2 separate regions of the Homo sapiens genome follow, and region 2 is linked to region 1. A link is an interaction called in ENCODE POLR2A ChIA-PET data of the cell type or tissue named here. Cell type or tissue: Caco-2. All regions are shown on one strand. Each heading gives the region's core, and the rest is flanking DNA. Links, peaks and the distances in the headings are about the cores only. Region 1 has its middle 12 kb from the start of NLK. Region 2 overlaps LOC105371710 (a long non-coding RNA gene).

Region 1 (2,813 bases), core at 215-2,714:
TACTTGAGCCCAGGGAGTTGAGTCTATAGTGAGCAAGGATAGTGCCACTGCACCTCAGCCTGGGCCATAGAGCTAGAGCTGTCTCTTAAAAAAAAAAAAAAATTGTACCCCTGCATAAGGAAACATGGATGGGAATACTTATTGAAGAGTTGCTTGTAAAAAAAAAATGAGAAATGAGAAAGGATTTAATGAAGTAAGGCACAAAGTCACATCTGTTTTGGAGCGGATCCTATCAGTTCCCCACCCATATGACCTAGCACTTACCATGTCTGTGTGTGTCAACTGACTTCCAATTGATAGCACAAGCATCTCCTTGACTGAAGGCTTTTTCTGGCCACCAGAGCCCTCTCTGCCCAGATGCAAGGCAGGCCAAAAGTCCCTGAGTCAATGTGCCTCTGAAGTAGCCCTTGATCAATGGCAGATGGAAGTCAGTGGATAAATACTCCAGCTCTCTTTAGGTAGAAGTGTTGGACAGTTGTGTGCTACATTGGCTCCCAGTTTCCCCATGGAGTTGAGCTCTGGTTTTACATACAGTGATGACTTGCTTTGAAAAACACCCTTTATTGGCTTCCTTCCCTTCCCTGTCTCACTTCCCCATTACCCTATTTTCTGGGATCACCTCCCACATAAAGTAATCACACTTAAATCCTGTCTCAAGGTCACCTTTCAAATTCAGCATTATGAAAAGAACAAAGCACATTAATAAATAGATTATGAAAATATCCTCATAACATATTGTTAAGTGAAAAAGCATTTTATAGAACTATGTGTATAGTATAATAGCATGTATTTTGAAAACACAAAAAATAGAACCATGCTTTTTTTTTTCTTGAGACAGAGTCTTGCTCTGTCATCCAGGCTGGAGTGCAGTGGCATGATCTCAGCTCACTGCAACCTCCGCCTCCTGGGTTCAAGTGATTCTCGTGCCTCAGCCTCCCAAGTAGCTGGGACTACGGATGTGTGCCACCACACCCAGCTAATTTTTGTATTTTTTGTAGAGACAGGGTTTCATTATGTTGACCAGGCTGATATAGAATTCCTGAGCTCCAGCAATCTGCCCACCTCAGCCTCCCAAAGTGCTGGGATTACAGGTGCAAGCCACAGCACCCAGCCGAGAACCATACATTTTAAAATGTGCATGTGTGTGTGCAAATGCCAAGAATCTTTTCATGAATTACTTGTGATTTTATTTTATTTTATTTATTTTGAGACAGGGTCTTGCTCTGTCACACAGGCTGGAGGGCAGTGGTGCAATCACAGCTCACTGCAGCCTTGACCTCCTGGGCTCAAGCTATTCTCTTGCCTCAGCCTCCAGAGTAGCTGAGACTACAGGTGCCCACCACCATGCCCAGCTAATTTTGTTTTTATTATTATTTGTAGAGACGAGGTCTTGCCATGTTGCCTAGGCTGATCTCAAACTCCTGGGCTCAAGCAATCCTCCTGTCCCAAAGTACTGGGATTACAAGCATGAGCCACCTCACTCGGCCTACTTGTGTTTCTAAAAGTAAATTTAAAATACTTTATAATGGATGGAAGAGCTCAGTTTACGTCAGCTTAAACCAACACTGGGCACTGGGGACGCCTAGCAAAATAGGAGCCAAGTCTCTGCCCTTGGGGAGCTTGTAGAGCATTAAAGGCAACAGATGAGTAAACATTTGCAAGGCCAGGTGACAAGTACCATGACAGACAAAAGCAGAGTGACTGCAGTAACCCAGAGGTGGGGCCTGGCCAGCCATCTGCAGAAAAAATTCATTCCTCTCCTACCTGCCCTGCAGCCTTAGGTACACTTCAACCCAAATCACTAGAGCTCAGTCAGCAGAGCTAAAGGTATAACAATTAAGAATTAAGCAAATCAGGTACTTACCACCCAGTCAGAATACAGTTTTAATGGAAGGATAATGACATCCCTGGAGGAATGTCCTGGAGCAGAAATTTATCAGTGTTTCTAGCACCCCCAGGAATTTCTAGTGGACAATTACATTGACACATCGCCCCTAGCTTTTCAGATCTCTCACCAGCCTCCGGACCTCCCACCCCTGCCCCATGCTCTGAGACCAGCCCACTGAGCAACCTTCTGCTGAGGATTTAGCTTTCCATGGAGGCTTGCTAGGGGAAGAAAGTGTATTTGAGGAGGCAAGTGTTACAATCCAGCTGTCACTGGAAGGCAATCAACTGGCCGGTTTCTTGCCTCTGGGACCTTATTACAAGGCCCATTAGCCCAGTGGTTCCCAACTTTGCTGCATATTAGAATCTACTGGGGAGCTTTTAAAAATCCTGATGCCTAGGTCACACCTCATACCTACTAAGTTGTGTGGGAGGCGTGGGGGTGACCAGGCAGTGGTGTGCTAAAGCTGGCTGCTACCTGGTTCTGGAGAACCTATTGTGTACATCTCTTCCCCATTCTGTCTTCAATGATGTCATACTAGCAGCTTGAAATTAACCATGGCTGGACGCGGTGGCTCATGCCTGTAATCTCAGCACTTTGGGAGGCCAAGCTGGGTGGATCACCTGAGGTCAGGAGTTCGAGACCAGGCTAGCCAACAGGGTGAAACCCCGTCTCTACTTACAAAAAAAAAAAAAAATTAGCTGGGCGTGGTGGCACACACCTGTAATCCCAGCTACTTAGAAGGCTGAGGCAGGAGAATTGCTTCAACCCGAGAGGCAGAGGTTGCAGTGAGCCGAGATCGTGCCATTGCACTCCAGCCTAGGCAACAGAGTGTGACTCTGTCTCAAAAAAAAAAAGAAAGAAAGAAAGAAATTAACCATGATAGAAGTTTTTATGCCATGGATATAAATCAGGGCTTTCTTTTCTT
Region 2 (2,813 bases), core at 168-2,667, 180 kb after region 1:
CAACTTATCTGTAGAAGAATCTGGGCTGTTTGACCTGTCAAGTTTCCCACAGTCCAGATTTGGATGACTGCATACTCATGATGCAGTTCAGTAAGTTCCTCTGTCCTCTATTTCCGCAAATTGGCAGCTGGATCCAGAGGCATGATCAAATTCAGGGTCAATCCGTTTGGCAAAACTATAGGTGCTGGTGTGTTAACCAGGAGACTCATAATGTCTGGCTGCCTCTCTTTTAATTAATTTATTTATTTATTTTTGGAGATGGAGTCTCATTCTGTTGCCCAGGCTGGAGTGCAGTGGTGCGATCTCAGCTCACTGCAACCTCTGCTTTCTGGGTTCAATCGATCCTCCCACCTCAGCCTCCTGAGTAGTTGAGATTGCAAGTGTGCCCCACAATGCCCAGCTAATTTTTTTGTATTTTTAGTGGAGATGAGATTTTGCCATGTTGGCCAGGCTGGTCTTAAACTTCTGGACTCAAGAAATCTGCCCGCCTCAGCCTCCCAAAGTGCTGGGATTACAGGTGTGAGCCACCGTGCCTGGCTCTCTTTTTATTTTTTATTTATTTTTATTTTCTTGTAGAGATGGGGATCTTGCTGTGTTGCCCAGGCTGGTCTCAAACTCATGGCCTCAAGTGATCCTCCCACCTCTGCCTCCCAAAGTGCTGGGATTACAGGTGTGAGCCACCATGCCCAGCCATCTCTTTCTTTTGATGACAACAGATATTGATACTCAATGAGTAGATCCATTAATATGCTGGGGAGGGCCAGTGGTGATAAATGGTGATGATTTTCTAATTCTATCCTTTATCTTTATTGATTGATGGAATAAGTTTATAAAGAATAACTTGCCCTCGGCCGGGCGCGGTGGCTCACGCCTGTAATCCCAGCACTTTGGGAGGCTGAGGCGGGCGGATCACGAGGTCAGCAGATCGAGACCATCCCGGCTAAAACGGTGAAACCCCGTCTCTACTAAAACTACAAAAAATAGCCGGGCGTAGTGGCGGGCGCCTGTAGTCCTAGCTACTTGGGAGGCTGAGGCAGGAGAATGGCGTGAACCCGGGAGGCGGAGCTTGCAGTGAGCCGAGATCCCGCCACTGCACTCCAGCCTGGGCGACAGAGCGAGACTCCGTCTCAAAAAAAAAAAAAAAAAAGAATAACTTGCCCTCATCTACTGTCTGGCTATCCAGTTCATATAGGACAGTCAAGATAAATGCTTGATTCCTTCTCCTTGTTTATCCAGTTTTCAAGATAATGAAAAATATTAAAATGAACTCAAGCATTTAAATGTGTTTGACAGGTTTCAACCCATTACATTTTATTTATTATTATTATTATTATTATTATTGAGTCAAAATCCTGCTCTCATGCCCAGGCTGGAGTACAGTGCTGCGATCATGGCTCACTGAAGCCTCAACCTCTCAAGCTCAAGCCATCCTCCCACCTCAGCCTCCTGAGTAGCTGGGAGCAGGAATGCACATCAAGCCAGTTCTTTTTTTTTTTTTTTTTTTTTTTTTTTTTGAGACGGAGTTTCACTCTTGTTGCACCCAGGCTGGAGTGCAGTGGCATGATCTCGGCTCACTGCAAACTCCACCTCCCAGGTTCATGCGATTCTCCTGCCTCAGCCTCCCGAGTAGCTGGGATTATAGGCATCCGCCACCATGCCCAGCTGATTTTTGTATTTTTAGTAAAAACGGGATTTCACCATTTTGGCCAGGCTGGTCTCCAACTCCTGACCTCAGGTGATCCACCTGCTTCGGCCTCCCGAAGCGCTGTGATTACAGACTTGAGCCACCACAGCCGGCCCAAGCCAGCTAAATTGTTAAGGTTTTTGTAGAGATGAGGTCTCACTATTTTGCCCAGGGTGGTCTCAAACTCCTGGGCTCAAGTGATCCTTCTGCCTTGCCTCCCAGAGTTCTAGGATTACAGGCATGAGCCACTGCACCTGGCCCTAATCCATTACAATTATTACCATGATGATGCTCATTAAGTCCATCTTTGGCCAGAGGGAGCTTATTCAGGTTGGTTCTTTAGTCCTTTGGACATGCCCACATGCCCGAAGCCTCTTGTTTTCTGATTTGACAACGTGTTCCAGCCTCACCTTGCGTATTTCCGGTTCCAGAGCTTGGCTCTACCACTTCTCCAAGAAATCCCAGTTCATTCAGCTATTAAAAAAAAAAAAAAAGAAGGAAATCCTGCCATTTGTGACAATATTGATGAACATGTTGCGTTTTAATGCTAATTAAAATAAGCCAGACACAGAAAGACAAATACAATTTGATCTCACTTATATGTGGAATATAAAAAAATCACAAACTCAGAAGCAAAGAGAGGAACAGTGGTTGTCAGGGGCTGGATGAGGACGGGGAGATGGGAAGATGTTTGTCAAAGAGTACAAACTTTCAGTTACAAGATGAATAGATTCTGGGAATCATGGTAAAGCATGGGAATTCTGGTAAAGTGTGGTGATTAGAGTTAATACTATTGTACTGTTTACTTGAAATTTGCTAAGAGAGCAGATCGGAAGTGTCCTCACCACACACATACACACAAATAAATGGTAACTTTGTGGTGAAGGATGTGTTCATTTGATTGTGGTAATCATTACATAATCATTAATCATTACATTAAATAATGTATACATTATTTAATATATGTATATTAAATAATAAATTTAATAATAAATTAATAATAATTAAATAATAAATATTCAACCCCCTTGAATATATACAATTTTTTTTGAGACAGAGTCTCGCTCTGTTGCCCAGGCTAGAGTGTGGTGGCACAATCTTGGCTCATTGCAACCTCCACCTCCAGGTT

What was found. ChIA-PET counts read pairs that join two places held together with the same protein. Peaks named below come from ENCODE experiments on the same cell type or tissue, not always from the same donor. Only the 100,000 strongest peaks of a DNase experiment are listed, where the experiment ranks them.
Region 2: POLR2A ChIA-PET joins it to region 1 with 9 read pairs; 4 of 35 experiments call an interaction of 5 or more read pairs at or near these places.

What each region holds. Positions count from the first base shown.
Region 1 is chr17:28,028,958-28,031,770 of GRCh38, forward strand. No RefSeq gene overlaps it. Among named protein-coding and RNA genes, the nearest start is that of NLK, 12 kb to the right of the region's middle. In Caco-2, for the core only: no CTCF peak of the experiment used is centred there; a DNase peak (open chromatin) is centred at 1,696.
Region 2 is chr17:28,207,318-28,210,130 of GRCh38, forward strand. It overlaps LOC105371710 (a long non-coding RNA gene), which reads right to left. Exons shown (of 4, transcript XR_934638.2): 3 at 2,095-2,158. Among named protein-coding and RNA genes, the nearest start is that of TMEM97, 110 kb to the right of the region's middle. In Caco-2, for the core only: no CTCF peak of the experiment used is centred there; no DNase peak of the experiment used is centred there.